Linked DNA regions of Homo sapiens: regions 1, 2, 4, 5 and 6 are each linked to region 3. The links are chromatin loops, found by intact Hi-C in ENCODE. Cell type or tissue: PC-9. All regions are shown on one strand.

Evidence for each region. A loop is a pair of places that touch in the nucleus more often than their neighbours do. Peaks named below come from ENCODE experiments on the same cell type or tissue, not always from the same donor. Only the 100,000 strongest peaks of a DNase experiment are listed, where the experiment ranks them.
Region 1: a loop joins it to region 3, with 15 times the contacts of the local background. A loop is called at or near these places in 23 of 110 quality-filtered maps.
Region 2: a loop joins it to region 3, with 10 times the contacts of the local background. A loop is called at or near these places in 75 of 110 quality-filtered maps.
Region 4: it touches region 3 in a loop (5-fold over the local background); 6 of 110 quality-filtered maps call a loop at or near these places.
Region 5: it touches region 3 in a loop (11-fold over the local background); 93 of 110 quality-filtered maps call a loop at or near these places.
Region 6: a loop joins it to region 3, with 6 times the contacts of the local background. A loop is called at or near these places in 9 of 110 quality-filtered maps.

Annotation. Positions count from the first base shown.
Region 1 is chr2:212,861,189-212,866,188 of GRCh38, forward strand. No RefSeq gene overlaps it. Among named protein-coding and RNA genes, the nearest start is that of MIR4776-1, 63 kb to the right of the region's middle. RefSeq lists an enhancer at 1,997-2,291. In PC-9, CTCF peaks have their summits at 2,183 (motif pointing right) and 2,382; a DNase peak (open chromatin) is centred at 2,193.
Region 2 is chr2:212,684,081-212,689,080 of GRCh38, forward strand. No RefSeq gene overlaps it. Among named protein-coding and RNA genes, the nearest start is that of LINC01878, 110 kb to the right of the region's middle. In PC-9, CTCF peaks have their summits at 2,409 (motif pointing right) and 2,608; no DNase peak of the experiment used is centred here.
Region 3 is chr2:213,151,006-213,156,005 of GRCh38, forward strand. IKZF2 (IKAROS family zinc finger 2) reads right to left here and starts at 607. Exons shown (of 9, transcript NM_001387220.1): 1 at 408-607. LINC01953 (long intergenic non-protein coding RNA 1953) reads right to left here. Exons shown (of 4, transcript NR_146974.1): 4 at 4,811-4,925. RefSeq lists silencers at 698-757, 838-1,197. In PC-9, CTCF peaks have their summits at 1,449 and 2,899 (motif pointing left); DNase peaks (open chromatin) are centred at 596, 1,206 and 2,816; H3K4me3 peaks cover 2,927 bases; H3K27ac peaks cover 2,479 bases.
Region 4 is chr2:212,954,212-212,959,211 of GRCh38, forward strand. The region is part of intron 2 of LOC102725082 (a long non-coding RNA gene); the gene reads right to left. Among named protein-coding and RNA genes, the nearest start is that of MIR4776-2, 30 kb to the left of the region's middle. In PC-9, no CTCF peak of the experiment used is centred here; DNase peaks (open chromatin) are centred at 2,620 and 4,970; H3K4me3 peaks cover 1,160 bases; H3K27ac peaks cover 3,462 bases.
Region 5 is chr2:212,774,753-212,779,752 of GRCh38, forward strand. No RefSeq gene overlaps it. Among named protein-coding and RNA genes, the nearest start is that of LINC01878, 18 kb to the right of the region's middle. In PC-9, a CTCF peak has its summit at 2,406 (motif pointing right); a DNase peak (open chromatin) is centred at 2,579.
Region 6 is chr2:212,593,135-212,598,134 of GRCh38, forward strand. No RefSeq gene overlaps it. Among named protein-coding and RNA genes, the nearest start is that of ERBB4, 57 kb to the left of the region's middle. In PC-9, a CTCF peak has its summit at 2,093 (motif pointing right); a DNase peak (open chromatin) is centred at 4,727.

The DNA of each region.
Region 1 (5,000 bases), 290 kb before region 3:
CGTCATTACTGGGTATATACCCAAAGGATTATAAATCATGCTGCTATAAAGACACATGCACACATATGTTTATTGCAGCACTATTCACAACAGCAAAGACTTGGAACCAACCCAAATGTCCATCAATGATAGACTGGATTAGGAAAATGTGGCACATATACACCACGGAATACTATGCAGCCATAAAAAAGGATGAGTTTGTGTCCTATGTAGGGACATGGATGAAGCTGGAAACCATCATTCTCAGCAAACTATCACAAGGACAGAAAACCAAACACCGCATGTTCTCACTCATAGGTGGGAATTGAACAATGAGAACACTTGGACACAGGAAGGGTAACATCACACACCGGGGCCTGTCGTGGGGTGGGGAGAGTAGGGAGGGATAGCATTAGGAGATATAGCTAATGTAAATGATGAGTTAATGGGTGCAGCACACCAACATGGCACATGTATACATATATAACAAACCTACACATTTTACACATGTACCCTAGAACTTAAAGTATAGTAAAAGTAAATAATAAATAAAGTTTTTATTCTAATTTATTCATTTGACGTTTTCCAAATTATAAAACCAATATCTAACTGTGGTAACAAGATAAACAATATAAAGAGGGTTTATAAAATTATTTTTATCTTTTCTCACTTAATTTCCTCTCCTACACACACATACACACCCTATACACGCACTCACCCATATACACCTGTGCATATACAGCCACATATACACACAGAAGGCTTTGGTTTCCTTTAAATAAAACATCAAAATGGCATCATATTCTCTTACCCTGGGTGTCCTTTTATTCAGTTAACAATATATTATGGCCACCCAAAAATATGTAGGAATTAACTAAACTCTGTTTTTTCTAATAAATAATATGTGAACACAAAATAACATATCCTCATATGCACACATATAATATTATATATAAATAGAACTATATTGTATTATTTTAAAAGGTAGTCATTTTCTTTATTCTTCACTCCACTGTCCTCTTATCCTTCTGTCAACCTGTACACTGCCGTATCCTCTAATCTGCATCTGCTCTGGCAAAACCAAGATAAGTAGTTAATAATTCAGGTGGATGTTTTATATCATTAATGCTCTAATCATTTAGTTATATATTAAGAGTGATGGAACAGGCCCTGGGGTGCCTGTAAAGAACAATCTTAAATACTGGAGTTGAAAATACAGGGCATTTACTTGTTTGTGGTGTTGTTTAAAAGAAAATTCAAACCTATTATAATGTAATGTGACTTGACACCTTGTTTTTGTCTCTGATCATGGAAAACTCTGAGTAAACTGTAACCGTTCTAATTCATTTCTCTTGGTGGCTGCATGATATTCCAAGGTGTGAAGTTTTGGTTTGAGAACTTTACTATTTTGAATAATGCTGTTTTAAACATTCTTCTACATCTACCCTTTCATATTTATGGGTGAGTTTCCTATGGGTTATATTACTAGATCAAAGGGAATTTTAAATTTTCATAGATTTTCCCAGATTGTTATTTCAAAGAGGTTATAGCAACACTTTCACTATCAATGCATAGAAGAATACTTTTCTGCAAATCTCTATGAAAAATGGCTAATACATTTTTAAATGTTCCAGTTGGCTGTGTATAAAATCATATAATTGTCATTTTAATTTTAATTTCCCTGTTTACTTGGAAGTCTAGGAACCTTTTCATATGTTAACAGGTCACTGGCACTTGCCCTTTTGTAAAAACTCTAGTCATATATTTTGCTCATATTTCCACCTAGTTATTTATATATTTTCCACTTTTATTACTTTTTAAGAATTCTTTTTCTATTATGGCTCAATTTTCCCAAATCTATCACTTGACTTTTACTTTATGTTGAATTCTTGCTCAGAGAGCTCATATAGTGCTCATTAGGGTCATTCACTGGTTCCTTGTTTTATCTATTTGGAGAGGTCATAGTTCCTCCTTGTTTGCTGTTGTTTCTTGTGGGTGTACATTTATGTATTTGCATTGAATGATTAGTTACTGATTCCAGTCTTTTCTGTCTGGCTTGTTTTGTTTTATAATTGGACACATTTTGTTAGAGTCTTTGTAATTTACCTGATGAATTCCTTTTCTTTTTTCCCCACTAGGTTGCTGCCTCTTTTTTGGCACTAGATGGCGCCTGAAAGCCAGCTTTGCCTGTGCTCTAGCAAACAGAACGCTGCCTGACCTGAATCGGGTGGGTCCCAAACAGATAGTATCCTGGCTGTGTGGGAAGACTGGTTCATGCGCAGAGGACCTGTGTAAAGTACTTCCTACAGGGTGATGCTGCTGAACAACCACTCTGCTTTGGCGTCTCCTTTGGCTGAGCTACAGAGCAGAGTTTCCCTGGCTGAGGATGGTAGTCCCATCTCCACATTTTGTCTCTGCCTATCCTAAGGAATATTTTTCCTTTCAGGCACTAGGAAAGCTTTGCTGTGTTGAAGCAGGGACAGATATCCTGCCAGGGAACCCAAGATGATGGGGAAACTGGCCATCTGCCATGACCTCACTTTTTCTAGTGTAGAAACCATGAGTTAGAGGCAGACTTCCCATGTGCTTGGTGCCAAGCTGACTGATGGGAGGGGCATCACAGGTATGGAAGTCCAATTCCCTTATCATTTGCTCAACGTTTTTTCACTTACTTGTGGCCCTGGAAACTGTCTCATCTTTATATTTGAATTCTGGGATAATGCTGGTGATAATCTCAGTGCTGTTTATTTGGTTTTGGTTTTTCTGTTGTGGGTGGGGGTGCGTAGTGAAGCCAGATTGATTCTGTGCTGCCATTTTGAAAACAAAAACTGACTTTAAGCTATTTGCTGTACATTTTAAGTGCTTATATTAGCCAAATCAACTACAAAAAAGTTTACTCAAGTAATTGAATAACAGTTTCCAAAAAAGAATTTTTTAAAAAAATCTTACCAACAAGATATTTGGATGTGAAATTCTAAGATAGTTCCTTGGCTTAGAGGGAACATCATGGATTCATCCCCTTTCCATTCATCCTTTTGCTCTTTCATCTAAGTGTTTTAGCTTTTTATCCTAAGCCTAAATATTGACTGTTAGACATAAGATAGCTTCTAAGATACAAACATGGTGTTTTCACATGGTTGTGTTCAAAGGTAGAAAGCAGAGGTACTGGGGCAGTGAGAAAGCTCTCTCTTTCTCTTATTTTATTTTATTTTATTTTATATTTTATTTTATTTTATTTTATTTTATTTATTTTATTTTATTTATTTTATTTTATTTTATTTTATTTTATTTATTTTATCTTATTTTTGAGTCAGAGTCTCTCTCTGCTATGCAGCCTAGAGTATAGTGGTACAATCTCAGCTCACTGCAACCTCTACCTCCTGGGTTCGAGAAATTCTTGTGCGCCTCAGCCTCCAGAGTAGCTGGGATTACATAGGTGTGTGTGCCCTCACATACGGCTATTTTTTTTTTTTTTTTTTTGAGACGGAGTCACACTCTCTCACCCAGGCTGAAGTGCAGTGGCATGATCTCGGCTCACTGCAACCTCCTCCTCCCAGGTTCCAGTGATTCTCCTGCCTCAGTCTCCTTAGTAGCTGGGACTACAGGCGTGTGCCACCACATCGGGCTATTTTTTTTTTGAATTTTTAGTAGAGACAGGGTTTCACCGTGTTGGCTAGGCTGGTCTCAAACTCCTGGCCTGAAATGATCTGCCCACCTTGGCCTCCCAAAGTGCTGGAATTACAGATGTAAGCCACCACACCCTGCCCAAGAAAGTTCTCCTTACAAAAGAAGGGAATAGCCCTTGGATGAGCCATGTGTTTTCCACAGCCAAATACATACTTTTCTTCATAGCTTCTAGATTTCTTACATTATTTAAAAGGGTTTCTTCTACCTATAGATAGTACATTTAATCTCCCAATTTTTCGTTGTCTTATGTTTTATATTTAGGTCTCTGTTCTATCTAAAATTTATTTCTTATATCATTTGGATAAAAAAATTCAAAGAAATTTAATTTTGTTTTCCTTCAGGAGTAAAGCCAGTTTTGTCTGCACTCTTTATTAAATAAACCGGCTTTCCTCACTGAAGAAAAATACCAGCATTGTCATCTATTTAATGTTTGTGTATTCTGGAGGATTTTGAGTCCTCCCTTCTCCTGGCCTGATTTTATATCATGGGCTAATTCATTATTTATTTTATTTACTTTAAAATATTTTTATTTTCATGTAAGTCAAATGTTTTCCCACCATTCTTCACTCTTTCTTGGCTGTCATCAAATGTATTGTTATATAGGAATCTTAAGCTCATTATATTCAATTTGAAAATGAACAAACCAAATGCTAATGTTATTCTGATGGGATGAAAATGCATTAAATTTATGCATCACTTTTGTGGAGATTGACATTTTAAAGATATTAACTCTTCTCATCTTAGAATATAGTCAAGGTTATCATTTGTCTTTTATGTCCTTTGTCAATTTTTTTTTTAGTTTTCTCTATTTTGGGGGGTTGATCTTAAGTTTATTTTTAAGATTTTTATAGGTCTAATTACTGTTGTGAAGGAATAGTCATATTATGAGGAAATTACATATTTCTATTTCTAAGAAAACACTTTTTTTATATTTGTTTCTTATGCAGATACCATGCCACATTTTTTCTAAGAAGCTTTTACATATAATTTGAATTTTCAAATGCACAATTTTTCCACCAATAGCCTTTATATCAATTACTTCACTTTATTAACTTATTGCATTCCCTCGAATCTCCCAATGTTGCAGTGGTAATAACAGGTATCCCTGTGTAATATCTGATTTTAATTGAAATACTTTTCTTGTTTAACAACTCAGAATAATCACTAGATATTGGATTTGGGGAAACCAATATCTTATTTATGCAGTTTCCTTCTTATTTCACTTATATTTTTGTTAGAAATGGCTATTTGATTGTCTGAAATACTTATTAGCATTTAATGGTTTAGTCATATGGTTCCCTTTAAACAAAATTATGTAATAAATGATGTTGATT
Region 2 (5,000 bases), 470 kb before region 3:
TAAGGACGGGACAGATCATGTAGTGTCTTGTAAGTCAGAATATGAAATATGGACTTTTTTGTACGTGCAAAGAGAAGCCAAAGGGAATTTTAAGTTGGGGAAGTACATAAAGCCTGGTTGTTCCATAAAAGCACAGATTGGAGGTGGCAAGAATAAAAGGATAGAGAGCCAGTTAGGAGACCGTTTAAATGTTCCAAGCTGAAGGTGAAGGTAACCCGGACAAGGGCACACCAACGGAGATGAGAGAATTCAAAGAATGCAAGTAATATTTTGGAGAGATAATTGACCACATTTGCTGGTGGATTCTTTTGGAGCATGAAGGTGAGTATGAAATGGAAGTAGATTCCTAAGTTTGTAGCTTAAGCATTGAATTTCAGCAAAAGCATCTAGGACTTCCAAAAAGAATAAATTCCTCACTGTATTGTAAAATGAAAGAGACGTAAATGAGATAAACCATTTGTTGAATTTATTGAATGTCTTTGAATCTACTGTCTAACTCTATTAAGTCTGAGTACAAGTTAACTTGCATTTCTATTTTAATCCAAAGACTTCATTGAGTTTAAGCTTGTAGCCCATACATTCTAGTCTGTCAATGTCTTTTATTCTATTAAAGGGAAAGATTAAATGCTCAATATATATTTCTTGCTCCCTCTTCTCCTTCCATTTGTATGCATCATTGCTTTACTGTTGCTATTGCATTCTTCTTTCTCAGCAATCCTATAGTGTCTGTACTGCTATTTAGTACGAGAAAACCAAGGCTCTAAGAGGTTGAACATTTTGCCAAATATCACTGAGCTAGTAAGTGTTCAAGCTAGGATTCGAACCCAGGCCTGTTCATTTCCAGACTGCTTATTCTTTACTACCATTCTTCTTCTGATGGTTTCAATGATTCTAAATCCAAAACAGTAGACAGTCCCCACATTCCCGCCATGTTTACCTTCAAATGTATTATTTTTACAGCCCCCGTATTTTTATTTAAACTATACTAAAATAGGTATTGTTTTCTTCCCAAGGGAAGGTTATCTAGACAAAGTGGAATGAGAGAAACACTATGGATAAACCTAGCCTGAGATTCAAGACTGGCCATGATGATGATAATTCTTTTTCTAAAAATCCAGAGCAGACTGTTTTTGATTAAACAAATCACGTAAGATAGTTTCATCTTAAAATTTTTTATCATAATTTGTTTATAGAACAGAAACTCTCCATTGTCATTTAAACAAGGGCACTTTAGTTATGAACATATGATATCTTATCACCATATTTTCATCTCTAAATTCTAAATGTCTGTCAAAAGATATCTGATTGGAATATAATAGCTCTCAGTGTCAGGAATATTCATTGTTCATAGGAGTACTAGAGATTACATACATAAAGGAAAGGAAGAAATAGTTTTTTTCATCATTTAACTGGGATATTGGGTGTCCCAATTTTATCTTTTTAATCTAAATGAAAAATTTTCAAATTCAAAACAGGTGGTATAGTGAAATTGCCTGTATATGGACTTCTTTACCTAAAGCATATAAATTTTCAGTCTACCAAAATGAAGCAAAATTAACAGAAAACTGTGGCTTGGGCTGTCTTTAAAGTGGAAAGTTCCACCAATCGGTTGACACTTTTTCTTCTTTTTACATGCCCCTATTATGAGTATTATATAGCACCCTAACACCTATATTCATTACTTTTTTTTTTTTTTTTTTTTGAGACAGAGTCTCACTCTGTCACCAGGCTGGGGTGCAGTGGCATGATCTCGGCTCACTGCAACCTCCGCCTCCTGGGTTCAAGCGATTCTCCTGCTTCAGTCTCCCAAGGTGCTGGGACTACAGGCGTGTGCCTGTGTTTTTAGTAAAGACGGGGTTTCATCATGTTGGCCAGGATGGTCTCGATCTCTTGACCTCGTAATCCGCCTGTCTTGGCCCCCCAAAGTGCTGGGATTACAGGTGTCAACCACCGTGCCCTGCCTATATTCATTAATTTTACAAATGCATATTAAAACAAAAAACCTAGAACCCTGGATACTGATCATGATATGCATTATTCACCAAATCTAAAAGACTATATGTGGAACAATTTATGTTTGTATTATCTTAAATTAGATTTGATTTAATATCCCCTTCACAGGTGTAAATTAGGGAAAAGGTGGGAAGGAAGATTATTTCATTACTACTTTTTTTTTTTAAAATAACAGGTATTATTTAGATCACCAAAATAAAGTATATAAACATATAACGTTCTTTTTGGGCACCAGAAATGTGCCTTAGTTACACTGTAATCATTAAGGACACAGAAGAATGGGCAACGTGTTTGAAAATAATATTGCCATTTCTTTAATTCTTTTTAAAAAAGTTTATGAAAAAATTGCTTTGGGTTCCTAAAAGACATGCGAATATATGTCACTCCACAAGGTGGCGGAAGCGTGCCATGCATTGTTCTTTTGTGCTGGCTCAAAATGTGTTTTACTATTTAATCCTCTTTATTCAGCGGTCATAGTGCTGTTTTCTACCATAAGAGTTCACGCTTCACAGAGCCATCTTTTTCTTAGGCAGTGCTTGCTGGTACACAAGCTATGTATGTTACATGCAAAGTTCAATAGAATCAGGACAATCCTAAGCAAATACAATTTAAAACATATTCAGTAACCTTTCCTGAGAGACTACAGTTATAGCTTTGACTTTATTGTTCTGGACTCTCTGAATCCCAGGGCACCGAAAGTTTTTGCATTTCTAGTTTTAAAACATATTTTACAACATATCTTTAGAAAATTCCTCTTCATCTGTGTCCCAGAATAGTATCGACGATACCTCCTCATAATAAGTGTAAACTAGAGGTCCTTAAAGGCTTTGCAGTTTGCAGTGACCAGAAGTAAACTACTTTTTATCACTGTGGAAAAAAAAAAATTCATTCCTGGCCAACATGGTGAAACCCCGTCTCTACTAAAAGTACAAAATTTAGCCGGGCGTGGTGGCCTGTGCCTGTAGTCCCAGCTACTGGGGAGGCTGAGGCTGGAGAATCGCTTGAACCCGGGAGGCAGAGGTTGCAGTGAGCCGAGATCACACCACTCTGCACTCCAGCCTGGTGACAGAGTGAGACTCCATCAAAAAAAAAAAAAAAAAAAAAAAAAAGGAAAAATTCAGTTTTATCCTATCTCAGGAGGATAAAGTACCTAAAACTCCACTTTTAGAGAGTTATTCTTTTGGGTAAAATGTTGCCTTCTGTACTTGGTCTTCGAAAACACAGATTCTTCTGCTGGAGTAACATTAAATTTCTAGCGGCTCCATCATCGGCTTTGTGACCTTCGGTAAATTACTCCAACTTTTTTTTTTTTTTTTTTTCTTTGAGACAGAGTTTCGCTCTGTCGCCCAGGCTGGAGTGCAGTGGCGCGATCTCGGCTCACTGCAAGCTCCTCCTCCCCGGTTCACGCCATTCTCCTGCCTCAGCCTCCCGAGTAGCTGGGACTACAGGCGCCCGCCACCACGCCCGGCTAATTTTTTGTATTTTTAGTAGAGACAGGGTTTCACCGTGTTAGCCAGGATGGTCTCGATCTCCTGACTTCGTGATCTGCCCGCCCTGGCCTCCCAAAGTGCTGGGATTACAGGCGTGAGCCACCGCGCCCGGCCAAATTACTCCAACTTTCTGTATTTCAATTTTTCCATGGGTGAAATAGAGGAAATAGTAGGATCTACCTTCCTTAGTTGTTCTGAGAATTCACTTAACTAAGATAATTCACATAAACACCTTGCATGGACCTGGCACATAGCAAGGGCCTAACAAATGGTGGCTATTGTAATAATCATGGTGAACAACTTAGCAAGTTTCTTAGGAGAATATTGTTCTGTGACTGGAACAAGACAATGGAAGAAGAGAAAGGGGCAATGGAGGACTTCAAAACAAATTCCGCATGGCAGTTTCGTTCAGTGGTGACCTGTGTTTCTGCAGTGATATTTCTGCAGTGTATAGCTGTTCAGCTTCACAGTTAAGTCCCTCTTGAACTTCTGTTTTGAGCTCTTTTGGGTTTCTTCTCTTTATTCTACCTGCAGCAACTCAACAAGATGGCCTACTTCTTCCTGAAGAGCCTTGTCTTTCTATTCTTTCTACAGCCCTCTCTCCCCAATCAGTGATTTAACTCACAGTTCTCTATATTCTGTAGGCACTCAGTAGCGCCTATTAGCTCGAGGATCTCTCCTCAACATGTGTCAACAGCTTATAACCCTTGTTTTCTCCCAGTCTCTTCATATAGCCAGATGGGCACATGATGTCAATACAAGCAGATAGTCTGCATTCCCACCTCTCAGTATTGGAGTTCTGTCTTTCTGGGTGTTGTTAGGATTATCTAATAGGTGCCACACTGACTAGCCTGTTTAAGAAGCCAGATGTAATCTTCAGAGCTACAATAAGTTGGAAATTGAATTTCATATACTGTTATTCTTTTTTAATAAGGACATTGTGTTAAAGTACCAGAGAAAATGATTTCATGTTTATGTCTTGGTAAGGTATATCATTAAGTTAACAAAATAAGTGGAAAGAACAAAACATATGTCAGACCCAGCTTCCTCATTTTTGATTAAGAAAATACATTAGTCACTTTTACATCAAGGTTTTTTTTTGCCCAATAATTTTTTTAAAAAATATGTAAGTGCAATGGTAGAAGAAATTTGACGTAATCAGGGTGGTGAAGATATAATCCTGAGACTAAACCTCCTGAGTGAGATTAGGCCCTTGCATATGCTATTTCAGGGTTCTGGATTGGGAACTAGTGAGAGTTGTGTCAATGCAAGAGAATGAAAAAATCTAAACCTTCACTGCTCACAGGATGATCCAGGAACCCCTGGAGTCCCCGAGACCTTTTTAAGGGGTCCATGAGATGAAAATTATTTTTATAATAATAGTAAGATGTTGTTTGACTTTTTCATTCTTTCTGTCACAAGTAGACTGTTGAATTTTCCAGAGGCTATATGACATGTGATAACATCATCACTCTACCAGCTAATGGATGTGCTTCT
Region 3 (5,000 bases):
TTAAAACAAAGCAAAACAAGTCCAAATTCATGACAGCTATAGAGATGAGAACTGATTAATCGATTAACATCCCAGAAACAGATTACAAGGAGGGGACGATAAATTAAGGCAGAGGACATCATCTTCAACCCGATTCCCTGAGCGTCCTTTACAAAAATCATTACCCTAATCAGAACCACAATCCATCCCTCCCAGAGAAAAATACCTATATTATTATTATTATTACTGGTTAACAGCAACAAGTCATTTGATCACATCACAGTGCAAAACGAGATGCTATATAATTACACTTAACTTTGAAAACACTCCCCCCTTTGCAAATCATACACATATTTATATATAATCTATGAATCAGAAGACAAAACAAGAGCTGTTCTTCACCACGCAAAAGCCAAGCGGAGATTTACCTCAGCAGTGCATGCAGTAAAATAATCCCATCACCCTTTTGTTTGTGTTTACTGTTAATGTGTCCTCTGTCTTTCTTTCTTTCCTGTGCCTAACGTGTGTTTGTGCACTGCAGTTGGTGGTGGAAACTAAGGCAGTGGATCTGTAGCTAAGGGTAATCCTGTTTTTACTTCCTCCATCTTCAGCGAGGAGCAGGGTTAGCCCGGGACAGCTGGTCAAACCCCGAGAAACCGATCCGGTGGAGCCCGAGCACATCTCCCCCGCCGGCCGGGCTCGCGCAGACGCCCGCGGGCGGAGGGCGGGCTGGCGGCGGCTGCGGCGGCGGCGGCGGCGGGCGGCTGGCGGCGGGCAGCGGAGCCCCGGGCGCGGGCGAGCGGACGTGCGTGCGCGCGCGTGCGTGTGTGCGGGGCCCGAGCGCCTGTGCGTGTGTGTATGAGAGCGCGTGTGCGCGCGCGCGCGGGCTGGCGGGCGCGTGTGCGCGTGTCTGCGCGCTAAGCCGCTCGGCGCGCTCGGCAATCGATTACAGGACAAGTGCTGCCCCGGAGGCTCCGCGACGCGCGCACTCCCTCGCGCCCACCCGCGCGCCCGGCCGCGTCGCCCCCAGCCCGTTGGTCCCCGGACTGCGGACCCCGCCCCCGACGGGGGCCAGGTAACCCGCTTCCGAGTGTGCCACGGCGACCCCCATCTCCCCTCCCCGTGTCATAATAAATCTCACGTTTTCTGCCGGCTGGAGGCTTGGAGCGGTGAGGTGACGTTCATTTCGGCCGCGTGAAGTTTTCTTTCAAACTGGGATTGGTGGGGAGGCCGGGGGAAGGGAGCGGGGCGGCGATCTTGGCGCCCTGCGCGGAGTCCGGGAGCCGCGTCCCGGCCGAGTCGGGGAGTGTGCGTGGAGCCTCCCACCTACTGGTCTCCGCCGGCAACTCTGCGGCCCCATTTCGGAAAGCGCACCGCATTGACCGGGACCTGAAGCGGGATAAGAGGGGTCCTGGGGAATAGACTGAGAAAGACATTCATGTCTGAGATGAAGCTCAACTATTACTATTTTGAAAGTGCTTTAACAGTGCAAGTTTAAAAACTAAAGTGTTGACTTGCTTTTTCTCCCCCGGGGCATGTGCCACGTCTTCCAAAGTCAAAGGAACGGATGAGTACAAAAAGTTGCTACCCTTGAAGTGTTACCTATCACTATCAACCACAGCTTGTTTATTTGGAAAGAACTTAAGTGAACCGTCAAGAGAAAAACAAATGCATATTCTTTCTACAAATAGTAGCATTTAGTATCTTTCCTGACCACATTTGCGAAAAGAGGGAATAGAGACTTCTATAATTAAAGGGAAAAGGAAAATGAAAGGAGCTGAAAATAGTGAACTGTGTAGTCTGGATGGCTGAAATTTGAAAACACATGAAATTATCAGGACTGCCAAACGGTGTTCCTGAGAAACCATATCACAGATTGTGAAGAAAATCAATGCTAGAAGAGTCGGAACAGGCACCGTACTCTTACTCCTTTGAAGAATCCCAGAAATAGTTGTTGAGGTTTTTTTTTTCTGCTGAGAAAAAAAGATATATTGGAAATTAAGTCATCAACAGTACCTTAAGCACCACTCTGTAGGTAATTTTGGATAGTGTCTTTTCTTTACATTTTGATATAGGGAAGGAATTAATTCACATCGACACAAACGAAGTAATGGATACCATATAACTTGTGTGATACTGTAGCTTTTATAATGAATTACTTCTTGAAAGTTTTTTTTCCTATACAATGTATTATTAAACAATTGTAACGATAGTCTCTTTTTGTTTAACTATAGAAAATGGTAGATAGTGTGGTACAGCAAACAAGATTAACAAATTTTCGTTGGAGAGAAATTATTTGGGCTCAGGCTTGCAATAACATTATGATGATTTTAAGAAAAATTGCAGTTCCTGTGAGTTATATATTGATAAGGCAGATTTTTAAACACTTAGTTGCTAAAATTAGTTTTCCTAAAGTCGTATTTGGGAAAGTCTGAGTAGAGAACCAGTAAGTCACTCTAATCATCCCAACAGAGAGCAAATATTTTAGTCTTAAATTACCTCAAAAAATCTGTATGTCGTTTATAATATGTAAATGCACAATATGTAAAGGATAACATAAGTTCTCGAAATTGTCATAAGTCCTTCCTAAAAACTGAACCTAAGTGTTTAGGTATCTGTACTGTTACAGAGATCCTTGAAAATATGAAATAAAGATAATCGAAATTAAGATGAAATGTCTGATAGTTTACACAATGTAATTATTTGGTAGAAGAGGATCCATTGTGAAATCTTAAAGATACATCCTCACAGTTACCAAGTTGATGTAGTCCTTGCCCCTGGTTTATTGAAGCTTAATTTAGCTTCCTTGAAGCTGGTCCTTTTCAAGAGTTAACTTTCACTGGCTGCCTAGTCACCAGAGGCACACTTTCTCCCTCTAGTGGCTAAGGCTTCAGACACTACATTCTGTCACCCTGCCTCCCCCTGAATGGATCCCAGATTTTAGAATAACAAAGATCTCATGACCACCTGGGAGAATTGGACCATCTTGGCAAATGTTTCCCTCTTTTTAACATCCTACATTCCTTTCTTATTTGCAGGTTATGGTGTATCTAACTCATCCAGAGAAATCAAGATTATGTTTTCATACCAAGATTGGGGGTTTTATTTCATGCCTGTGGAGTCTATAGTCCTAAGATTCACAATGCAATCCACTCATGGGAAAGAACCCTTGCATAAACTGTAATTCACTTTGTTCAGAATTTCTCTGGGTAGTTTTGTTTGTTTGTTCGTTTTGGTTTTGTTTTTGTTGAGACAGAGTCTCACTCTGTCACCCAGGCTGGAGTGCAGTGGCGCCGTCTCGGCTCACTACAATCTCTGCTTCCTGGGTTCATGCGATTCTCCTGCCTCAGCCTTCTGAGTAGCTGGGATCACAGGCGCCCACCACCACACCTGGCTAATTTTTGTATTTTTTAGTAGAGACAGGGTTTCACCATGCTGGCCAGGGTGGCCTCGAACTCCTGACCTCAGGTGATCTCCCAAAGTGCTGGGTCTCCCAAAGTGCTGGGATTACAGGCGTGAGCAATTGCGCCTGGCCTCTCTGGGTAGTATTTTGATAGTTAGAGGGTGCATTTATTTCTGTCCTTTGCCAGAAGACATAGACTGTACACATTTTTTTAAGGTACTTATATAACTATACTGTACATTAAAATATACCACTAGGGAAGTGGAGTACCATGTTCTTTGGCCACTGTATCCAGTTTGGAGAGTTAAGTTTTTACTTTAGGGAAGAAGTGGCAGGGTGGGGAGGAAACAGACCCCTCAGCCCTTACCATTTTTCACGTAGCTGGTTCTTTCTCATCCTTTCTGTCCCATCCTACCCAAACATTTTCCTGCACCAACTTCTATTGTAGCACCTTGAATATTTCCTTCATAACATTGTTTTCTCAGAAGTAGAATAGTATTTGGTACAAGTTGGTACTCAATAAACATTTATTAAATGAATGAATATGGAGGAAATGATGTACTCAGCTGGCTTTCATGTATTAAACTCTATTTTCAAAGGACGAAAAGGGTCCCATTTCCAAGATACATGCTGATTTCATAAAGAATTTGGTCAGATCTTGGCTCATAAGTCATATTACAAATATCTTTAACAGGTCAGCTCTGGCTTACAAGCCACACAAAGGATCTGAACCTCTTGGTAGATAACAGTTATATTTACAAAATGTATATAAAATAAAATGTTACATAAATTAAAAATAAAATTATATATAAATATATATTTTTAACATTTATATATTAATTTTGCAAATATAAATATGAAAAGTGGCTAACATTGTATATAAAATGCAATTTGGAATAAAATACATTTATGTAATGCCTCTGTTTCAAAAATGAATTATTTCCTGTTACCACCTGACAATTCATGAACCAGGGTGACTATCAAGAAATGCAGCAGGTTTAATTTTGTAATCACTAAGTGTAATCAGCAAAAGAAAAATTTTACAAGGCAATATAGCTAAAAGGTACATTGTGGAGTATTGGTTTTGTTTTCTTTGGGTAGTTTGTTTTATCTATTTTAGATTTAAAAGCCCTAAGTACCCTTTAAAGGAATTTGGGTAAAATCCCCTTTTGTTTGCTCAAGGAATTAATTGTACGTTTTTAAGTTTTGGGGGTCTTTTTAGCAGAAGGTGGGAGGGGACAATTTGGAAAATTATAATTCTTTCCTAAAATCAAAGAAGAAATTTTTGGAAATGAATTCTATATTTTTTTATTTAAATGGCTTTATTGTGCTAGATATATAATCAACCAGAATAGGTACCCTAAAATAACTTGAATCCCTGAAAAAGTTAAGAATAACAGGCACACATAAGCACAATGTTTTAAAACCGATAACTTCTTTTATTTTTGTCAGGTGATGTTGTTCTTGTCTTTGAAGTAGTGTTCTCTTTTTAAGCGGGATATGGAACAATGGTCTCACTTACTCCTGTTGACCTAGATTGGCACTATGAAGAAGCAAGAAAGCCAAAAATGGAACTACCTTTTCAAAGAAAATATTCTAAGATACCAAATCCAGTTCA
Region 4 (5,000 bases), 200 kb before region 3:
TCTATAATTCAGTAGCAAAAACAAAACAAACAGAAAACCAAATAACCTGATTTTAAAAATGGGCAAAGGACTTGAATAGACATTTCTTTAAATGTCTATTCTATAAATTCCATAAAGACATACAAATGGCCAACAGGTATATGAAAAAGTGCTCAACATTGCTAATCGTCAGGGAAATGCAAATCAAAACCACAATAAAATATCACTTCATACCTGTTAGGGTGGGTGTTATTAAAAATATTGACAAAGATGTGGAGAAATTGGAACCCTCATCTATTATACTCTTGGTGGGAATGTAAAATAGTACAGCCACTATAGAAAACAGTATGGAGATTCCTGAAAAAATTAAAAACAAAACTACCATATAATCCAGCAATCCTACTCTAGGTATTTATCCAAAAGAATTAAAATCAAGATCTCAAAGAGATATTCACACTCCCATGTTCACTCTAGCATTATTCACAATAACCAAGATATGGAAAAACTCTTAATGTCCATCAAAGGATGAAGGAATAAAGATATTGTGGTATATACATACAATGGAATATTACTTAGCCTTGAAAAAAGAAAATCCTGCCATATGTCATGACATAGGTGAACTCTGAGGACATTATGCTAAGTAAAATAAGCCAATCACAGAAGAACTAATACTGTATAATTCTACTTATATGAGGTATTGAAAATAGTCAAAACCATTGAAGAAGAGAGTAGAATGGTGATTGCCAGGGGCTGGGGAGAGGGAGAAATGGAAAGTTTAGTTGGTATAAGGTTTGTTATGAAAGATGAAGCTCTAGAGATCTGCTGTACAACATTGTGCCCGTAGTTAACAATACTGTATTGAACACTTTAAAATTTGTTAAGAGAACAGATCTCATTGTTAAATCTTCTTCTATGATAAGCTGTTTAAAAAATCTGGACACTCAAGTTTGAGCAAACAAAGTGAAGGTTCATAAATTGGGATTCCTCAGTTTGGGCCTGTCTGAATTCACATGGCCCAAATAGGGTATAAGAAGCAAAATTCTGACGTACAGCATGCCCACAAACTTAACTGTCATATTTCAAAAGTTTAGCTAAATCCCATAATTGGGTACTGACTTGAAAAGCTTCCTTGTAGACTTTTAATTATATCTAATGAGCTCAAAATAACTAAATGCCATTAAAGCTGTTTTTTCTTACTGTGTCCCTAAAATGGTAATTTAAAAATACAAGTGAAAAGCTTGAGTGACTAGACACCAAGCCAAATTGTGTAATATCACAGAATTAAACTATAAACTATTTTTTAATCTAGAAACTCTTTTTTAGTAGTGAAATGACATTAAAGCAATCCACAAACATGGGTCAAAAAGTATTGAGAAACTACCTCTACTTAAAATACTAGGCTTGCTGCCTGCTTAATTGGATAGAAGGTCATTTGCATAGGCTGCGTAAAAGTTAGGAATTGGTGTTGTGTTTGTTTCACTTGGGCTGAAAGACCAACTAAATGCTATGGATTGATTGTAATTCAAAAAAAAAAAATACACAATACTCCCTCTCTCAAATTAAAAAAAATACAAAAACTCTCAGATTACCAAAAAAACATAGGCAAGATTGTTAATACTAGATCAAAATGTACACACATTTGAATCAATATATTTGTGTGCATGTGAAAAAATAATATATTATTTTTCAGTGTTAATGGGCCTCCTATTATAAGTAGAATAATTCCTGACATGTTAGTTGCCTGGAGGGTTTTTGGTGAGGATTACTCTAGTAATCTGAGGTGGCATTATGGCAATGCTATAGGGGCATACAAAAATACTCACAGCTACCCTGTTCCCTGGGAATTTGGACAGGTAATCCCATATGGTTCATAGGACTTGTTATGTATGGTAGAGAATGATTCCAAAACAATAGAAACCACCAAGGGATATTAAGAGGGAGTTAAATATGAAGAGACCTTTGCTTTTCTGATGAAAATAGGGCTACCGGCAATTGTGGCCAGTGGTTGCCAAAACCGTGTCCTCTTCAAATTAATTTAGATGATAATTTTGTTCAAGAACTTGATCATAGAAACACTTAGTTTATACAACTACTTGTTTCAAAACAATACCATAATAATCTCATTGCAAATGTCTGACTGTGATGCTCCAGAGTTCAGCTACTGCAAATGTGTCTTTATGGGAATGATTAGGAGTAATTCTAATGGGAAAGAGTGAAAATTCAAAATTCTTGACTGGCATGGTTGAAGGCACAAAACTGCTGCCTCTATACTTCTTAGTGAAAAACAGCATTGGACATACCAGGAACAGCAATCTGCTCCTCTTAGTACCTTGCATTTATGAAGTGATATCCTCCAGGAAGTACATGATGCTGGGCATCACATCATGCTCTAGGCAACACCATGAGTGCTTCATTTTCACAAAGACCCAAGGGGTGAGATGAAATAATTCTCATATTCATAAATTAGGAACTATAATTCTGCAGAGCAAAACTGATTTTGTGCACTCAGGCAGTGGGATTAAGTTAATGCCACAAGCTCTTCTCTTTGTGAAAAGTACATTTCTCCTGGCTGAAGAGAGCAGCAATAATTACTCAAAATTCCTGAAGTAGGCCAACCATTTGTCCAGAGGGCAAAGAAATCCTGCTTGACTGGCTTCCACCCGAAACCAGTGTCAAGTTCCTGACCTTATGAACTCCCCAGAACAATATTCGGTGGAAAAGGAGGAGCTGTTCTCTTTAGCTTCTTTTCTATTTTTTTTTTTAAATAAGAGCAAGCAATGTGGTTATGTTTTTATTGGCACTCAAGATTATTTCTGAGAGGAGAATTGCTATATTTAAAAATGGATTTTTATCCTTTATAAGTTGGGTGAAATTTTTCTTAGTTTCACTTTCTTAAAAAGGTAGTACTTATTAAGGGAACCCTTCCTTTCCTTATGGTGGGTGGTGCTGGCAGATGAACAAGCCACGATTATGCATGTAGTCAAAGAGTTTGCTTTATAAGATGTTATTCTAGACATCAAATACATTATACACATGTCATTTCAAAAAGTTCAAAGTCAAAGATAAAAATATATTTAGCAAATAAGAAAACAGCCTGAATGAGAGGGAGTCAAGTTTTTGGAAATGAGAAATCAACTTAAGTGTTATCAGTAATCTAACGCCTTTTTTTCTCTAAGTGTCTTCTGAGTGGGTCGGGTGACAATTGGTCCCAGGACTGGAGGAAAGAGACTTGACTATCTAAAGCAGTGGCTCTTAAAAAGTGGGACGTCATAGAGCTCCTTGAAAATTAGATAAAAGCTAGGAAGGCACACCCTCAGGAGAGAAAAAAAATAGTTCATTAGCTTACAATGAAATTTATATAGAATTTCAGGAATTTCATAACTCCCCTGAAATGCATCAATGGATCCCCACCCCAAAGTTTATGAATAAGGCTTGTGTAAGGAAGGGGTGGAATTCTCAGCTCTATTCCACCAAGTTTTGGGAGACTTTGTCTACCCTGCCAACCCCAACCTATCACTGAAGTCTTTAGTTCCTCCTAGTCAGCTCCATTGCTCTGAGCTTGGTGGCTATGAAGAAATGCAGGTGGGTCAGCATTAGCAATGACTGGTTCTTCATTAGCACTAGCTATGAAGCAAATGCTGTACCCTATCTTCCTCAAAAGGTTGAGTTCTTAAAACTTCAACCACACACAAGCCATTGCAAAACTCACTTGGAGAGCTCTGGAGGTCCCTTATGAGAAGACACACATGATTTCAAAACTGATTCTAGCTGGGTGGTTTTGTAGTTGCCTGAATGAAATGATCTGTCAATTTTAGCTTTGTTCTTAGGAGAAACATAGCCCCATCTTGAAACATTCTTTATAATCAGCTTGGATAATCCTCCTACTCCCAAATTCAAAGATTAAAAGTACCTGGAAAAAGAACTAACCTTTCTCTTCTTGAGACATTCCCTCCAGGGCAGGCCGAAGGTATATTGGGAAAAGCAGGGAGGGAAAGCTTATCATTTTTCTATCCATAGTATCCTGAGCTGTCAACTCAGCAGCTTTCACAAGGACTAAACCTACTTTTAAAGAAAGGAGAGCTTGAAAGTGTTGTACCATTAGCTATTCTGATTCTAGCCCATGCCAGGAAGCAAAGGTTCTTATTATACCATGTTCTATTTTTGATCTAATCCGTATCAACAGCCTGAAGTCTCAGCATGGTAATGCTGGGGAAATTCTTTGATGATAATTGGAAACTGTACTGCCTTGCCCCTTAAGTTATACAATCTGACTGTCACTAGAAGTGTCATTTGGACTATAAAGAGTCAGGGATAAGAAAAGTGGGCATCTGAAATCTACGTGGAAGATGCAGTAGCAAGTCAGAGCCTCTTGTGAAAGTTCTGTTGGTTAGGTTGGGATATCGAAAGAAGAAGATGTGTCCCCTACCCTGATATTTCAGAGCCTCAAGACACTCAGTAAACCAACACTCAAATTCCTGGACTGCATCACCTTTACTTTTTGTGCAGACAACACAATATGGGAAGAAAAGTCATACTACATAGCAGTTATTAAAAACAGTTAAATGTAACACCAGGCGTTAAAACCTAGTACCTTCTTGTCATGATAAAGATTGTAACAAGAACAGGAAATGGCACAGCACAAATCCGTTTTCATGATAATGATCTCGTGAATGTAAAGAGCATAGGAAATGGAACAAATGTAACCCTATTCCATTACCACCTTCAAACGGTAACCTCCTTGTCCTAGTCACATGCCCTACTTATGGTCCTGATTAAAGCACAAAGGAAATCATAAGACTGTGACTCTGAGGGAACGAAGCAGCTCCCACTTATTTGTGTGCGTGTGTGAGCACACATCTTTCCTTCTTTGAACTAAGTTGCACCAGGCAATTCCTTACAGCTGATTCCCCAACTTTGTCCTGAATAAAGCCGGTCAGACATGGGAGGGACAAAGAAAGCTAAAAACCAATGAGTCATCTGGGAATAGATGTTCTCTTTACTACCCTTTATCAGAATGAGGA
Region 5 (5,000 bases), 380 kb before region 3:
CTTGCTTTATTACACAGCTACTTAAGTGGCATCCTGGGATTCAAGCTCAAGTTAATTTTATTTCAAAGTCACTCATCATAATATCTTTCCAAAGACTGCTCTCTATGCATTTTGTGTTACAGAAATTGCATTTAGGAATTTGAATCTGTGATATCAGCACCACTGTCACCACTAAAGTGGAAGGAAAGATCATGGGCTTCAGGGAAAGAAAACTAGAGCTCTAATCCTGGTTCTACCACGCTAAACACCAGTCTCTTCTCTAAGTAATACATACAAAGCCTATGCAACTACCAAAAGAGGCACCAGTCTGGAAGAAGTGCATTAATGCATGCATTTTCAGAAGTACTCTTTACATAGTACTCACGTTGGGCTTTAGAGTAAAATCTGGTTTTGAAGATAGGATCTGCAACTCCTGGACCATGCTAACATCAGCAAGTTATTTAATTTCTTTAAAACACATATCCTCATCTGTAAAATGTATTTAATAATCACCACCTCAATGGATCATTAGAAGGATTAAATGAGGTTAAATACGAAAAGCTTTTAGCATATTTCTGGTCCATAGTAAGTGCTTCATCAAACTATCATTTGTACTCATTCCCACTGGATTAATAGAAATTAGGCATATATGCTAAGAGTACACTAATCATTGTGAATAAACATAAAAACTGATTAAATCCAAACCAAAAGTTTAGAAAATATAAAACTATTATTTTAATGTCCTTTAGTCTCGGTATCTGATATTCAGCAGGTCCAATACCAGAGTACTATTAGGTGATACTATAATACACAGCTGTGCAGCCAAAAGTATTTTTGAAAGTTTAAAAGAAAAAAAAATCACCTTTTCCTGAATTGACTAGAAAATACATTTATCTTATAAAGTTATCTCAGTCACTTTTTGTTTCATCACAAAATTTGGTAAAATTATGTGTAAGGGGCACTGAAACTCAAGTAATAAACACACACACATTTTAAGATTTCTGTATATTAGCCAAGATAATAAAAACACAATTATGATGATTTATTTTCTCTTTTGTCTGCATTAAGCAATAATAATAAAGCTAGACAGATCTAATCTCAGTAGAACTGACTCCGGTAAAAATGATGAACATAGACTTTATCTGTCTTGATAAGAATATTTTTAAAAAATTCTTTATATTTGTGCATAATTGTTTATATTGTGTGCATAATTGTTTATGCACAATTATTAGCGAACTTACAGCATAGATGCCTGTTTTCTACTAATCCAGTAGGAATGAGTACAAATGATAGTTTTACAAAGCACTTACTGTGGGCCAGCAGTATGCCAAAAGAAAACACATTATTTTTAGAGATGTTCCCATGTCAACATGTGCTCTAACATTTCTACAGAGATTTACAGTTGAAGTTTTCAGAGCCTTTGCATATGACATTATATTGTGGACCCTTCTCCAGGGAAGAAATATATCAATATTTTTAAAGATTGCTTAAACAAATCAGAAGTACCTAAAGGATGCAGATTCGACTGACTTAAATCTCATCCCAAAAGCTTGTATACTTTTTTGCAAGAACCTCATTTGAATGCTGGCCTATCAAGTCAAGCACAGCTATTTCGAGGGAAAATATAAAGGACCGCAGGAGTTAAATCTGCTGTTCATTAACATGAAAGGAAATTTCTTGCCCCATTTAACTAATATCTTAGTTGGTACAGTGTGACGAACAAATTTTAGTTGCTAAAATCTATTATACCTGCTTTAAATTGCATCTCCCTGTAGCCAGAGGCTCAATAGTTGGTTAAATTCAATTTGAGTTGCCACAGGCTGTTAATGAGTAGGTTTTCTATTTATTCTCTTAATTGTTCTTTATCTAAATTATCACTGATGATGAAATCTTACATGCACTACATTCCCACATAATCAGAAGGTCTAAATAATTTTTCCCCTTCAGGATAATGATATGGAACTAAAGGCTCATAAAAATCTTTAGGGATGGTTTGTTTTGTGTTTTTATATGTGCAACATTTAATTGCAAATTAAACAATTCCACTTGAACCTTGGTAGCATTAACAAAATATGGAAATAATAAATGAACAGAAAGTTATAATTACTAAGCCTATAGTAGGTGCCTAACAAATATATAAATATGTGCTGATTAAGTATCATAGTTGATTTCCAGCATTAGAAAGCCCTGCAAAACTTTTAAAACTCACAAGTTTTCTGTCTCAAGTACATCTTTGTAGATAATGTGTTATGTATATGACATGAATGTTGGAATTTCATTCTTAAATTAGTTACTGAGTTTATGATACAATAGCCACAGTAAAAATGAAAACAATGAATTGGGAGGGAAAATAGAATGTTCATCTATACCTATCACTTCCAGCAGAGGTCTCTAGAGAGCAACTAAAGTTATGGAAATAAGGGATATATGTTCAGTAATTTAAATAGAAAATTTAACTCTTCAGCTTCATGTGAGCCCTTTCTTTTCACCCACGCCCCTTTCTCTTTTGATGTCTGTGCTCCTTCATCAGATAAAAGACTGTCTAAAAAACTGATCAGAAGTAGACACAAGAGAACAGGTTAATCCCAAGTGCACCGGTGTAATGTGTCACAAAACAGACAATGTAATTATCTCAGCAGCCTGTTTAACCAGCTAATTCGGCAGCTTTGCATACCAGGGGTGAGCTCATCTGTTCACTAGATAACCAGCCAGGACATTTTTCACCAAGATCACTACAGTTTTACAAAAGCTTGTAAAAGCCTAAGGATTTAGTGTTTCATTGAATGTGATTTAAGAGCTTTTTGCAATCTTTTATTTATAGGGAAGCAACAGACTAACAAAAAGAGGAAAATGCAGATGAGTATTGTACAAGGCTCAAAAGATGAAGTCAATGATGTAAATATCCATATGTGTTCACTGAAAATGAAATATCTCTCTCTTTACTGGGAATCTCGACTTACAGAAAAGTGATTTTGAGGGCAAAGACTTCTAAGCCCAGTTTTGCTTTTCTTAGAAGTACATTTCTTTGCCATTGAACACATTCTTCATTTTGCTACAATAACACTCTTTTGGGGAATCAGTGTGAGCATTAGAGTCACATTGACTCGGACTTGAATTCTGGTTCTTCATCCTTTTTGTCTTCTTGATCTTGGGCAAGTTAGCTCCACAATTTCCTAATCTTTAAAATACTAATAATACATATTGCATGGTTACTGAGGGGCTTAAGTCATGTCAGGAAAATGCTTGGCACAAAGAGATAGCTAAATAAATAGTAAATACTATTACATGAGACACACACATATATGTATATATATAAAATATTGTATATACACACATACAGGCACATATATATATATACGTTTATATATACAAGTCAGTAACAAAAATTAACCAAAAACTCAGGAAACATATATTGTTACAAATTTTTTCCTTAAAATGACTATCCACTGATCTCAGTGACAAAACCATGTCCAGCAACTAGCACAGGGCCCCAAGTGCTTAATAATATTTGTTGAATGAAATAAACATAACAGACTAGGGGAAGAAAATCACTGAAGAATATATAAAATTAGCCAAAAATATTGACAATATTTTAAAGTAGTGTGTTTTCCTATTCAATATTTTCAGTAAATTAAACTTTGAAATCAAAGGACAGTAATTTCTATGTATAATAGCTTAGATGGAGCTTACACCTGTGATGTCACATGTCTCATCATTTGACATAGTTAAATGGCAATAGTGGCAGGAGAGTCCAAGTCTTAGACAATAATAAAAATAGCTTTGAAGGTGAGGGAAAGAAAAAGGAAGGTTCTGATTGAAAGTAAAGTCTGCAGAAGGGCCTGTTATTACACCAAAGTGACAAGAAAAGCACAAATGAATTACATCTGAGGTGCAATATGCCAAAGTATATGGCATGGGAAAACTCCATAGCCAGGGGGATGGCCAGGAAATAGATTTAAGAAAAAGCCAACCACCATCTCCTAGGTTCATGTGAAATAGCTTCAACAGCAAGTTCAAAGCCAGGGAAAAACAAAGGCTCTCTGCCTTTAGCTTCCATTCTACTACCAACAGAGACTGTTCACACATCAGCCAAAATGCAACTTGGATTTTGCTGCTCCCCTTCTCTAAAACCTCCTGTAACCCTGCTATGATTGACCTCTCTACTTCTCTTAATTTATTTCAAAGCACTCTTCCCTTGACGTGCTCCACTGAGACCATATTGGCCTCACTGCCATCTTTTGACAATAGCCTGAGGCATTTCTACCTACTATTAGCTGTCAGGAAGTCTATTCCTCTGACGTCTACAAGGCTTGCTTCCTCACCCCACTTCCTTCAGGTCCCTGCTCACATTTTACCCCTCACAAAGGCCTTTGCTGACCGCCCTTTCTAAAACTCCAACTCCAGTCACTCTCTGGTTTTTAATGCTGCTTAATTTTTTTCATAGCACTCACTGGACCTCAGTTTTCTTTATTTATTTGCTCATAAATATACTCTCTATTATCCCACTGGAATTTTAGCTCAGGGAGGCCAGGAGTTTATTTTCTTCCCTGGTCTATCCCCTGTGCCCAGAAGTCTCTGGCACATAACAGTGACTTGGTACACATATTTGTCAAATGAATGGTGGGAAAGGAGGACAGTAGCTGAATGTCTGTGTTGCCACCACATTTTATTCAATCTAGTTCCATATTGTATCGTAATTATGAATTTCTATGACCTGGTGCCACCCTTAGTTTGTCAATTCCTTTAAGTAGTATGGGGTCTTCATCTTTGACTAAAGCATCTGGCACCCTGTGGGTCTTAAGAAAATAGTTGTCTAGCAAACAAAAATTTTAAAAATGAACAAAAAGCACTAAATAGTGAACTTTGGAAGTTTTTTAAAAGTTGAGAATCATAGTGTATTTCCAAAAGTAAACACATTACGGTAATATTATGATGTAAGAAGTCCAGTAACAGATATCTTTGTCTCAGCCATTAATGAAAAGTTTCGGGCACAGACTTCATGTTGTGCAATTTTCAATACA
Region 6 (5,000 bases), 560 kb before region 3:
TACAGAAAATTTCTGGGGTTCTTTTTGGAGATAGGGTCTCACTATGTTACCCAGGCTGGTCATGAACTCCTGGCCTCCAGGGATCCTCCCACCTCCAACTCCCAAAATGCCAAGATTACAGATGAGTGCCACCACATCTGGCCTAGAAAAGGGTTTTGATTGCATAATCCATTCACTACTTTTCATTGAAATTACTGGACCCTTAAACTGTGAAATCATATCTCTTTTAAGAAAGTGATAACTTTTTTACATGTATATTACAAAAAAAAAATTAGGGATCAAAAATGTTGCAATTGTTATTTTAAAGTAGGTGATTGCCTTTTGAATCTTTTATTTTTGCAAAATTTTCTCTTCTTGATGTTGTAGGTGCCTATGGTGCACAGAGCACAAAGCATTGAGTAACACTGAGTAGTATAATGTAGACCATACAATATAAAGAAGGAGAAATGAAAAGAAATAACTAAGGGAAAACAATAGTAGCAGCTAATGAACTAACTGTGGTTTATAAGACAGATAATTTTGGGAAGGAATGGTAATATGGTATTGGAGGAATAAAAGAGTTACCCAAGAAAGCACAAATCTCTCTACTTAATAACCAGAATAGTGTTCACTAGACTACAAATTATATTTCTTGGGGGAAAATGATAACCTATCTCCCATTAAACATTGATAAATTAGCCTAAGTTTAAAAATGATAAAGCTAAGTTACTTTTATATTCTGTTTCAGGAAATTAAATAGGAAAATCATTTTCTCACGAATGAGAACTATTCTTTCCTTCCAAGTTTATTTGTATTGTCATTGGATAACTCTGAATAAATTAAAACAAAAATAGCAAAAATAATATGGAAATAATACTGGACTTTGAGACTAAAGATTTTGGTTCCCTTGCTGGATCTCTGCCTAGTATTGTGTGATTTTCATCTTATGACTTAACTTCGTCAGCTTCAGTTTCTCCTACTATAACAAATGGGGGAAAAAAAATAATGTAAAAGATGTTAAAAGATAGAGCCAACTGATACCTTTGTATTCCCAGCACATAACAGAATGCCAGAAACATAAACAATGTTTAATAAGTACATTAAAAATAAATTTATAAAATGGGCATAAAATCACTTTGCAGCATTGGTATAAAGATCAAATGAAAGCAATCAGATGCAATGATTTTTAAATCTGGAACATTTTATATGTAAATAAACATATAAACATATAAAATATTTCAATGTTATCTCATGACTAACAAAATGTATTTTATATTGCATAAAGTTTTGTAAACAGCCTTAATTTATTTTTAAATATATTCTCAGTATGTATATTTAATGTTACATATATATACATATTATTCAATTTATCTAAGCTCTCATGTCCTCACCTGTAAATTAAGGCCTTGTGTTAATTATCTTCAATAATCTATTCTAGTTGTATCTTTTACAGATAATTCGTGATATAATATTTTATATAAATATTAAATGAATTTATTACATAAATAGATTAAATATTAGGCAAATTAGAATTTTGTTTCACCTAAATAGTATTTTTAAGTAAACATAAATGTCACATGACTATTTTTTATCTCATGGAATACTTGATTTATTATAATATAGAAACAAAAATTACAATAAACCTATCAAAACCCAAAATTCTAAAAACTATCAACATTTATGCAAAAAACATTCAAAAATTATACAAAGCCAAAATTTCAAGACATCTATCAAAAACTTTATTAATCATTGACAATGAGATAAAAATGGTCTGATTTGCTTTTGAAAGTGAAGAAATCGTGTTTGACAAAAACTGAGCATACGTTTTGGGAAATAATGAGAAACAGAACTGTTGGGGAAAATAGAATATAATAATCCCTTGAAAAATTGTAAACAGGAATAACATATCGGCATGCAGCGAGGCCAGAGTTAAGGAGAACAGCTAGGAAAGAGTTGCAGTCACTAATGTGGCACTCGTGGGAACCTAAAAGGGGTATTATAAGAGACCAATCCTGCAGATATAACTAATATATGATCCCTCATTTCTCTCTAATCAACCTAAAAACATGTCTATTCTTATCTTCCTTCAGATCCAGTGACATAATTTTGCAGGCACTAGATGTCACTGTTCTACTTAAGCAAAATAAAATCTAGTCATTCTCAAGTCGTAATTGCATCTACCTGTATGTAAATCTGAGACTGCTTTGTTTCAGATCATTTCATAAATCACTAGGGATTTGTACCTACTGCAATCCGAAGAAGAACCAGCTCTGTAGTTCTCTGACAATTTCTAAGAGTCTTTTTTGCACAGAACAAGTAAAATAAAAAATTTAATTCTACAGAAAAATGAGAACAAAATAAAACTAGAATCCCTTCTTCAGCATTTGTCTATAACCTATTTGTCTTGTTAAACTATCTATAGAGAACAATGTATAATTTTTTATTTTTATCTGTCCAGGATCCATAGTTGCACCTTTGAACTCTACTTTGAAATTCCCAACTGGGGCTAATCATGAAGATACCATATTGTTAGTTTCATGCTAAAATCCTAAGGGACTAATCTGTCTTCTCTCTGCCTGCTGAGTTAAGTTTGCTCAACTCAAAGTCCCACTCTTTGGGACTTTGAATCTTGAGTGAATGGTGCAAGGACATAGGACTGTTGGAGGTGGGTTTTTTTTTTTTTTTTTTTTTTAGGAGCCGTGTGGGATGCTAGGCTGGTCAGACTGACTGCTCTTGCTAGGGGACTCTCACCGTACTTCTTGTGGCTGATTGGTCTAGAGCCCCCTTGATTCCCAGGTGTTTCTAAACCTGGGCCTCAGCTTCTTGTTGAGTCTATGACCTACCTACCCTAACACCACCACAACCCCAACACACACATGATAGCCTTACAATAAATCTCCTTTTCCTTATGGTAGCCAGGTCAGATTTTGTTGCTTGCAACTACACAAAACAAAACAAAAACATAAATCCACATCTTGAAAAACAACACAAGTTCTTTGTGATATAAAACTATCAGCTTTGCCTTGTCAAGCTCACACTTGTTGAACTTCTGGGGTTGGGAGAAGCATAAAGGAATAGGTTCTCAAGAAAGAAATTTACAAAATATATACCTGGTCACGTAAGACCTTGATTCTAAACTCTAGCAGATGTTTTTTCCTGGAAGTATCCAGGCAGTTAATTATCCCGAATCTCTAAGATTCTAGTTTTTGGACACCAGTCTTTGTATACTCTACTTGGCATCATCTTGGGAGATCTGAAGGAAATGAAAAAGAAAACAACAGTATTGTGAAAATTACTGATAATAGAGGCAGCTGTCAGGGGATCCATGGAAACTGCAGGACACAGGCTGGAATTTTACAACTGACACACGGCCCAGCAGCATGGAAAGAAAACTGACTTGGGTGCAGCTTCCTGCCAGAATTATGTCTGTTATGATTTTTTCTGAGAGGTAGGAAGGTAAGGGACTTCGGCCACAGGCACACCAGGTTTCTATCCCCAACTCAGCTAGTTGTTAGTCATACTAACTTAAAACAATGTACTAGTTCTCTGATTCCCAATTTTTTTTTCTTGAAAATAATGTCATTTCTCATGGAATTGCGAGGCATACATGGAAATGGTATTTCATTCCCTCTTCTCTGTCTCTTCCCCCACTTTTTCTCACTCCAAGGAACCTGGTCTGGAGATGTCAGATGTGGGTAAGCCAAATAGGTGACTGACAGTGAATGGATTGTGAAAAGGAATCACACGTGCAGCACTCTGGGACAGTCATAGGATTACAGTACTAACTTTTAGAGCCTGAGAGAATCTTACTGATCTCATACATTTGAGGAAGGAACCAAAGCTGAGAATTTTAGGGTATTTTCCAAGCTAATTAATAACCAGAAGCATGTATTTAACAAGGGCCTTATTTCATACAAATTTCCAGTCCATTTTTATATTACTAAAAAATATGATCTGAAAATGCGATCCATTAAAAAAATTTTTGTGACATAATGACCCCGTCCGAGAGCATTTGAATTTTAAAGTACTGACAGGCAGATGAATATAAAATATTATTTGGGTGGTGTTTTTTTACACAGGGGGCATCCCTAGCTATCTTCAAATAACATAATGCAAGTGTCCACCTATCTGAACAGGCGTAACAACTGGAGTCTGCAGAGACTGCAAAGGCAAAAATATCTGAAGGTTCATTTCTTTTCTTTTCTATATTTTTTCAGTTTTGAAAATTAGAAAATACAGAAAAGTATAAAGAAGAAAATAAAAGTCTTTCTAATTTGACCAACTAGAAATAAACTGTTAAATTATTGCTTCATCTTGTCCTCCCACTTTTTCACTTTTTCTTGTTTTTCTCTTTCTCTCCCTCTTTTTTTTTTTTTTTTTTTTTTTTTTGGAGACACAGTTTTGTTCTGTCACCCAGGCTAGAGTGCAGTGGCTCAATCTCGGCTCACTGCAACCTCTGCCTCCAGGGTTCAAGCAATTCTCCTGCCTCAGCCTGCAGAGTAGCTGGGATTACAAGCATGCACCACCATGCTCAGCTAATTTTTGTATTTTTAGTAGAGATGGGGTTTCACCATGTTGGCCAGGCTGGTCTCAAACTCCTGGCCTAAAGTGATCCACCTGCCTCGGCCTCCCAAAGTGCTGGGATTACAGATGTGAGCCATCACCCCCGGCTGTTTTCTCTCGCTCTTGCTCTCTCTATGAATATTTCACAAAAATGTGATTATGCAATGCATATGCTTCATAACCCTTCATACTTAGGTCAGATTCAAGGCAGGGTTAATTTCAAGTGAGTAATAACCAGAAAATTCACTGTATTTCCTAGTTTATAAAGTAATTTCTGGTACATTAGCTCATTTATAGTTTTTAACCATAGGTCTTTGAGAGGGAAGGCAGCAAATTATATATTTTTTAGAAAAGGGTGGAGTTACATCAATAAGCACAAGTCTCTCCTTTTATCCAGAAGGATCATTATAGAGAAGAAAATACTAGGACAATGGAGAGTGATTCTTTGCACTCTATAT